Regions from separate parts of the Mus musculus genome. Here region 2 is linked to region 1. The links are chromatin contacts, found by Hi-C or POLR2A ChIA-PET in ENCODE. All regions are on one chromosome and are shown on one strand. The core of a region is the stretch at or near the end of the contact, and the rest is flanking DNA. Distances in the headings are between cores, read along the strand shown. Region 1 has its middle 18 kb from the start of Mir7676-2. Region 2 holds the start of Mpst (mercaptopyruvate sulfurtransferase).

Region 1 (4,031 bases), core at 1,475-3,974:
GTCCGTCATCTGCAACTCAGTTTAACCAGATGTCTCACACTTGCTTTCTGCTTACAAGACAGCAAAGCTAAGAGATGTCCATGGAAGAAGCTGAGAACCATAGTTGACCTTTTTTTTTTTTTACTTTGTATTTGTTCTTTATGAATTTCACATCATCTACCCCAATCCCACTCATCTCCCCATCCCCTCATACCCACCTTCTACCCTTGCAACCTCCTCCCCAAAAGAAAAAAAGAAAGAGAAACCACATTAAAGAATCTGTAGTGTGTCACAGTGTGTCTCACAGTGTCCATGTGTCCCACCGTCATCCCTTTGTCCACCCTTCCTCTCTTACAAATGTTCACTGCAAAGACTCATTGGTCTGGTTCAAGGCCTCTGGCTTCTGCTACATTGTCAATACTGCACCTCTCTGGGACTCCTCTTGGATATCCTGCTGCTGGCCTGTGTCATGGAGATCCTGTAGTTTTGGATCTGCAGAACTGGCCCCTTCATGCACTCCTGCATTTCACCAGTGGGGTAGATGTAGGGATTGTCCAGGTCAAAGCTTTGGATCTGGGCCTGAGAGGTATCTGAGCTGGTCATCTCTCCACTTCTTCCACACCTGCACAATAGTGGTGTGGGGTGAGCTCTCCAGCCCCCCCACACCACCAAGGTCTGTTAGACATCATGGGAACAGAGTCCTAGGAGGTGCTAGAGGAAGAGGAATTAAAGAAACAGCAAGTGAGGAGGAGGAGGAGGCCAACAAGGAGGCAAGACCAGGATACAGAGAGATGTGGTGGCCTACACTGTGCCATGACAGTCAGCAGAAACAGACCATGAAACCCTGCCAGGAGCCGTCTGGGAGAAGCTGAAAAAGAGCAGGTGATCTTCCTGAGATGGTTCTGCCATGGACTGTAAATCTCTGATGGTTTCGCTGCTCTAGGCAAGGTGTGTGTGTGTGTATGCGTGCGTGCGTGCGTGTGTGCGTGTGTGTGTGTGTGTGTGTGTGTGTGTGTGTGTGTGTGTGTGTGTGTGTGTGTGAGACTAGGTATTAGCCCACCCTTCTGAGCAGATCTCTGCAGAACAACGAAGATGTCTGTCTTTTAGTGATGCCATATAGACAAATTGATGGCTTTTTAATTCTTAATGATAATCCTATAAGAATTCCTAAAATTGTATTAGTAATTATTAAGATCTTTTATAATAGGGCTGCTATCATGTCCTTTATGATGTCAAAACTACACTGAGAACCCTGCCAGTCTTTAGTGTCATGAGTTTATTGTCCCTGAGATAGCAAGCAGGCATCTACAACTCAGAGCACGTTCCAAGAGGTTATAAAACAATTAACCAAAAGTCATGAAAAGGGAACTAATGATTTACTATAGGTGCAAGGAGAGATGATAAGATATTGACTGGGTTTTATCTGTACAAACTTCAACTTAGTTATGGTCTTTAACGCTCCATAAACCTGTTGAGCTTGTGACAAATAATGAATGTTCAGCCAGATAATTACTCTAAATGGATATGCATGTCAACATCCCCTGTTGTAAACTTCTTATTCAATCGATGATTTGACTTTATGTGTAAACTTGTGGTAGCTTTTTACCATGTGGTCATGTTTTCTGAAAGACCTGTAAGTGCTGAGGGAAAAGAAAGGGAAGATTCTTTTTTTTTTTTTTTTTTAAAGAGAGAATCTTTTCTTAGAGAACTTCCTTGGAGAACTTGTCACATATAGTCCTTAGAAATAAAGATTAAAATCACTTTCTCAAAGTGTCCCTTTTTCTTCTTGAGACTTCGAGTAGTAGGCTGGGAATTAGAGCCTCACAGTTCCTGTGGAGATAGAACAGGGCTACTCCACTTAATCTCCTTCTGTTTCACTGTGGTATGATGCCAGAGACTGGCAGGTTTCTGGTCTCAGAGGAACACAGACAGCCAGGTCAGCTACCATAGCAAACTGACTTAGATTTAAGACAGGTAAACATTTTTTATTATTATTATTAAATAGCAACCCTCAATATCTCACAAGACCAAGTCTTGCCCCCACCAATGCTCTTCCCCCTTGGCTACCTTCAAGAGAGAACAAGAAAGATGAATAGACAGGGCTGACCCCCAGTAAAAACCCATTGATTCTAGGTGCCCCGCAAAGCTAGAGATGGTGCGGTGAGCTAGGGGACAGGAGGAAACAGATCTGCCATTTGGAGAGACAGGGAAAGAGAACACTTGAGAGCACACAGACACGCATGCGCGAGAAGCACCCACACACATAAAGATAAACACATTTCTAAATTTAAAAGGTAAAAGCTAAGCAAGAATCTTTCTGATGTTTTCAGTTTAATGCTCAGTTTGATTCCCTGACATCTTGGAAGCTTTCTTAGCGGGGGAAACTGCTGGGCTCCCCAGAACACCACGTGACTTGGACACACACCCTTGAGAGGTGAATGTCCTTAGCCAGGGCTCATTAAAGCAGCGGCTCTCAACCTTCTTGATGCTGTGACCCTTCAATACTGTCCCTCATGTTGCGACCCTCAACCATAAAATTATTTTTGTTGCTGTTTCATAACTGTAATCTTGCTACTGTTATAAATTGTAATGTAAATATCTGCGGTTTATGGCAGCCTTAGGTGATCCCTATGAAAGGGTCATTTGACCCCAAAAGGGTCACAACCTACAGGTCGAGGGCTACTGCTCTAGAAAGACAAGCAAATAGAAAAGAAGGAGAGGAAATGGTGTCTGGGGGATTACTTTACGTGATTATGGACCCTGCAAAGCCTCAGCGGGCTCTCTTCAAGCTGGAGACACTGGGATTTCCTATCTTGGCTCAATACACATTTAAACACGTCCTGTAATGTTCAATCTAGACTCACAGGCTGGGACTAGGAGGTCTATTCCTATAAATCCTGCAGTTGGGACTGAAGGGGTTTTTGTAAAGGTGTGGTATCTCAGGGCAGCAGAAAGAGTGTCCCTGCTCCAGGAGAGGGAAAGATGTCTGTCCTCTGCCTTTTGTTCTTCTATCTGGGGTTCCAGCCTATTGGATGGTGGCTGCCCACAAGGGTGGATCATCCCAGACTCAATCCACTGACACGACAGTCTCCTCTGGAAACCCCCTCCCAGATACACCAGAAATGAAGCTTCCTAGATGGTCCCCAGTCCAGCCACATTGACACCATGGCAAGTATGGCTTTTAATATCTCCCAAGAGTGATGAGAACAACTCATCTGTGCCCACACATCAGCTGCAGGTGCCTTCTGAGAGAGATGGCTACTCCTTCCCTCTGCCTGTTAAGTCTGAGTCAAAAGCAGCCCACAGGGGAACGAGACAGGCCTCTAAGGAAGAGACTGTGAGAAACCTCTGCCATCTGGAAGAGATCTCAGAAGGGAACCTCGGTCATCCCTAGTGGACATTCAAACCTGGATAGAGAGGAGGTCTGTGTGGAGATCTCAACAGAACAGTGCCTGAGGAGTGGGGAGAGTTTCAAGGACTTGGGCCTTTCTCCTGGTTTCTAACTTGAATCCTGAATTGGGGCCTGGGGGAGGGGGTGCCCACCAAATCCCAAAGATGTGGTGGAAAGAAAGATAGAAAAAGCCAAAGGCATTTTTAAAACCACATATGGTCCGGAGAGATGGCTTGTGGGTAAAGCACTTCCTGCTGCTGAAGAGGACCTACATTTAGTTCCCTGTACACAGCTACCTGAGACACCAGCTTGAAGGGGTCTGACCTTCTTTTAGCCTCCAGAGGCACCAGCGTTCACATGCACAAATGCCACCTCCCATGCACACACATGCACATACATACATCTGTGTGTATGTGTTCTGTTTTCTAAAATAAAATGTGTTGCGTTTGTAATCAGATTTGTTTGTTTGTTTGTTTGTTTGAAGACAAGGGTCTCACTACAAAACCCTGGATGTCCTAGAACTCTCTATGCAGACCAGGGCTGGCCTTGAAATCACAGAAATCAGTCTGTCTGCCTCTCAAGAGCTAGAGCTAAAGGTGTGGCACCACTATCCATGACTTGTAATTAGATTTTTTAAAGAAAGCTATTAAAGATTCCTTGG
Region 2 (4,116 bases), core at 896-3,395, 39 kb after region 1:
ACCTAGCACAGGAGGAGCCCCTGAACCCTAGGAAATGGTGGTGGGACTGAATGGATTTATATCTGGATTTCGAACCCTGGGTTAAAACAAAATGATACCAGGTTCAAATCCAGATTCTACCACTTAACTGACCAAGTAACAATCCCCCAGTGCTTCATCTAAGTCAGGTATTTCATCCCGTCCATTTCCCTGGCTGATAGCTGCTGTAACAGACAGGTCGCAGCCACTTGCTGAGGTTATGAACTGAGGTGCCTTTCACAGACACTAGCCAGGGTCCCAGAAGAGCTCAGAAGGGCCTTGTTGATATTTGAAAGGGCTTCTGGGATGGAGAGAGTGGGAAGAGATTTGTAGACCTCTGTGCAGCCATACAAATGACTGCTTGTGGAGAGAACACCTTTTCGTACATCTACTGCATGTGGGAGCGCTGGTGCCTGGAAGTGGACCATGGATGGACAGGACCCCAGTCACCTAATAGGGGCAGCTTGTTAGCACCCGGCTATGGCACACAGGGCCCCCATGTATGAGCGCTATAAAAGACTTCAAGGTTGGCCGTACCCTCCCATTTTACAGATGGAAAGACAAGTCTACCTAGAGGGCCTGAGGGATCCAGGGGTTTTTTGATTCCCCATCCTTTTGTTGTGCAATCCTCCCAAGGGCCACTGGAACACCTACCTACTATATCCGGCTCCGGTTGTGTGCCCAGGTACCGTCCTTGGGCCCGAGAGTCCACCAGCTGGAACCTTTTAGACTGGAGATTCTCTAGGACCTGCTCATAGGTCTTGAGCAGGGAGAGATTCAGTGTGGCTTTGAAAACGGCTGGCTCTGGCCTCGAGGGCTCAGATGTCACCGGGTGGCCCTCCTTCAGCCAGTTCCGGAAGCCACCATTGAGCACTGACACTGTGCGGTGGCCAAACACACGAAACATCCACCAGACTCTGGGTGCATAGAAGCTGCCCAGGTCATCTCCATCGTATACCACCACATGTGTGTCGTTGCTTATGCCCAGGTTGCCCACATAGTCCCCAAAGTGGGCCTCACTGGGCAGCATCATCTCATAAGGCGAAGTCGTGTCCCGGCATTCCTCTATATCAAAGAAGGACGCGCCAGGCACGTGTCGCTCCTGGTACTCTTTGCGTGCCTGGCGGGTCCCGGGTGAGTACCAAGACGCGTCCAGCACCCGAAGGCTGGGCCCCAGGCGGCCAGACCGAATGGATTCCGCCAGCCACTTGGTGGATACCAGCGCCCGGTAGAGCACCTGATGTACCATAGTGTCAGTTCTGCGAGTCACCTGGCGCGGTTGGGAACCAGGAAAGAGACAGGCCTGAGAGGGCTGAGTGCGGTGGGCGGAGCCCAGGGGGCGGGGCTGTTGCTCCCACTACATTTTCCCAGCGTGCAATCGTAACTACACTCAGAGCCAGACTCACAGTGGGAGAGGTTGGCACATTCCCTAGGGAAAGCCTGCTCCACCCCTCCCACTTCCCCGGCGCCCTCCCTTTCTGGTGCCTAGGAGGGCAGGTGGGCGTGGCTAAGAGCTTCGGTGCATTACTATAGCAGCAAATTGGTGGGAGGGGCTGGCTCAGGACTCTGTCTTCAAGAATGGGAAAAACAAACACAAGTCAGAGATGGCCTTCCAGTCGCCTCTCCGGGCGCACTGATTACCCTTCTGCTTTCGTTTCTTGCAGCCAGAGTTCTCTGGCTTCTAGAATGTCCAATTCCGGTGAAAGGGCTCCAGGCACTCTGCCCTGCTTTCGCCAGGACCCAGCTAGCGGCTCCATCCTGGGCGGCTCGCTGCACTCAGTCGCAAAAGTAGCTGGGCTGGCACTCGCCCTTGCGCTCCGAAGAAGCTGGAGGGTTCAAACCAGGAGCCGGGAGGGTTCTCAAGTGGCCCGCACCATTGTACCGCCTCCCATGGGGGTGAGGAGAGAAACCTCTCTCGTAGACAGTCGGGATTCCGAACAGCTTCTGCGTCTTCGCACGGGAGTCTTGTTTGCCCCTCCTCGTATAATACTTCTCATACATAAAGGGGGCTATTTGAAGCTCGAGGTGACACTGGGGCAGCGCGCAACCCGGCTTCATGGCGCCTGCGTCCCCCGCAGTACGGGAAATGGAAGGTGCAACGTCTCGGAGTGGCCCAAACAGTGGGCTGTGCCCAAGTCTCCTCCCTTTGGCTGGCCGCAGGTTGGTGGCGGAAGGAGGGAACCTCTGAGGGCGTGGGGAGGGGGTGACATGGCGGAGCTGGGAAACGGGGAGCGCAAATCCCTGGTATCTGCTACCCAACGCGTCCTACTTGCTTTTCTGTGAGAGAGGGTGCTTCTCCGGGGGTGCATAGCGTGGTATCACGCGGGAGTGGAGGAGGGGATGCAGTCTATGAGAGAAGAGTTTCCAGGGCGCCTCTAATTTGCCTTAGGAAGACTGTCCGTGGCTGCTTGTGGCCGTCTGTGGGTTGGTGTGGGATAAGAGACAGGTGGGTAGCAGTGAGTGGATGGGGTTTGGAAAGACCTGATGCCTCCTGAGAAAGTTGGGGGGGGGGAGCAAGAGAATAAACAAAGCAATTCAGAGGAGCTGTGGTGAGGAGATCTAGCATGCCCCAAGAGGAGAAAGTAACAGAACGGAATAAAAATAAAACTAGCATTTATGAAGCCCGCCTTGCCGAGTGCCTTCACGACCCTGCCGGATTGAGCTGAACTCCCAACAGGAGAAACAGGTAGAGCCAGGAGGTGCCAAGGCACGTAGTGGAAAAGGGACTAATTTCTCACCTGAAGCCCAAAGTGGTGGGAGCTGCCTCGGTTTACCTGTCCATCCTTGAAGCCTTATGCTTAGTAGTAGTAGTAGTCGTCGTTGTCGTCTTGGGCTTCAGTTTTTACCACTTCATTGTAAATTTATATAAATCCCAATAAGCAAGATATCTGGAAATAGAGCATGGCTCCTGCAAACCAGCTGTACACCCCCTCTCTAGTCTATTCTGTTCCCCTGGAATGCTTTTCTCTTGAACTCCCCTCCCTGTTTTTTTGAGCATCTATCCTACCCTGAAATACTGTCACAGTGTGTTGCAAAAATTCACTGTCTAGCATTTTCCCAGCATACTCTGCACCTGGAGCTTGACAGTAGGGAAGAGAAGGTACCAGGAGGGTCTAGTTAGGGAGATGCTCTTCAGTGCCCGAACCCCCACCCCCCATGGGTGGGATATATAGGCTCACACTAACTTAGGATGGCCTGGGCCTGTCCTATATGTCCTGATGGACTTCCAGAGAGCTACTCTCCCCTGGGATCCTGGCCCTTCAAGCACAAAGAAACCTAGTCTCTTTCTGGTCTCTTCCCCTCATGAGCACTCATAGCCTAGCCTCTCTGACTCTCTTTCTGCTGCCTGGGGTCTTTTGTCATAACTGTCAATCAAGCAGGGAGGGTAGTGACCTCAGACCTTTGAAGTCCCACCCCCTGGAAGTCTAAGGCCAGCTGTAGACTCAAGGGCCATTAGGAGAGTAAAGGAAGGAATAGCAGGTTTGCATTCAACTTCCCTAAATGATCATTCAAAGAAGCTGTTTATAGGGTCAGTGGTGGCCCTTCTATAGTCACGTTTTTATTCTCACTAAGAGGTGGGTTTTGGAGTCTGGCATGGTGGTATATGCTTGTAATCCACCCACCCCCACTCCCCCACTCCCCCACTCTGGACTCTGAGTAGGAAGAGGAGAATTTCAAGTTCCAGGATAGAGAGTGAGGGAAAGTGCTGGGATGATAGCTCACGTGATTAAGCGCTTGCCTTGACAGCACAAGGCCCTGAGCTGGATCCCCAGAGTCTTCATAAACAACACAAGGCATGTTGCATGCCTGTGATCCAGCCCTGGGGAAGGAGAGACAGGTAGATCCCTAGGCTCAGTGACCAGCCAGCCAAGGTGAGTCCTAGGCCATGGGAAGTCCCCCATCCCAAAAATGATATAAAGTTAATAAAATGGCTGGTGCCTGGGGCCCCATCTGAGATCTGAGATTGTTCTCTGCCCCACCCCACCACCTTCACACAAGCGCGCGTGCGCACGCACACACACGCACACACACACACACACACACACACACAGGTTGGAAGTTCCAATATACGACACGTGACTCAGGAACCCTCACATA

What was found. A loop is a pair of places that touch in the nucleus more often than their neighbours do. ChIA-PET counts read pairs that join two places held with the same protein, here RNA polymerase II (POLR2A).
Region 2: a loop to region 1 is called in a map of left cerebral cortex, with 2.3 times the contacts of the local background. The contact joins the promoter of Mpst here to the enhancer-like site in region 1. A Hi-C loop is called at or near these places in 2 of 37 maps with a recorded cell type or tissue (both left cerebral cortex). POLR2A ChIA-PET finds 5 or more read pairs at or near these places in 3 of 5 experiments (Patski and embryonic stem cell).

Annotation. Positions count from the first base shown.
Region 1 is chr15:78,364,814-78,368,844 of GRCm38, forward strand. No RefSeq gene overlaps it. Among named protein-coding and RNA genes, the nearest start is that of Mir7676-2, 18 kb to the left of the region's middle. Within about 2 kb of position 2,725, at least 1 of the 3 ENCODE cell types and tissues checked has a DNase peak (open chromatin) inside an H3K27ac peak, as active enhancers do; it is left cerebral cortex, where a contact is called at or near this core.
Region 2 is chr15:78,404,567-78,408,682 of GRCm38, forward strand. It overlaps Mpst (mercaptopyruvate sulfurtransferase), which reads left to right and starts at 2,146. Exons shown (of 3, transcript NM_001162493.1): 1 at 2,146-2,178. It overlaps Tst (thiosulfate sulfurtransferase, mitochondrial), which reads right to left and starts at 1,299. Exons shown (of 2, transcript NM_009437.5): 1 at 673-1,299. The coding sequence starts at 1,267.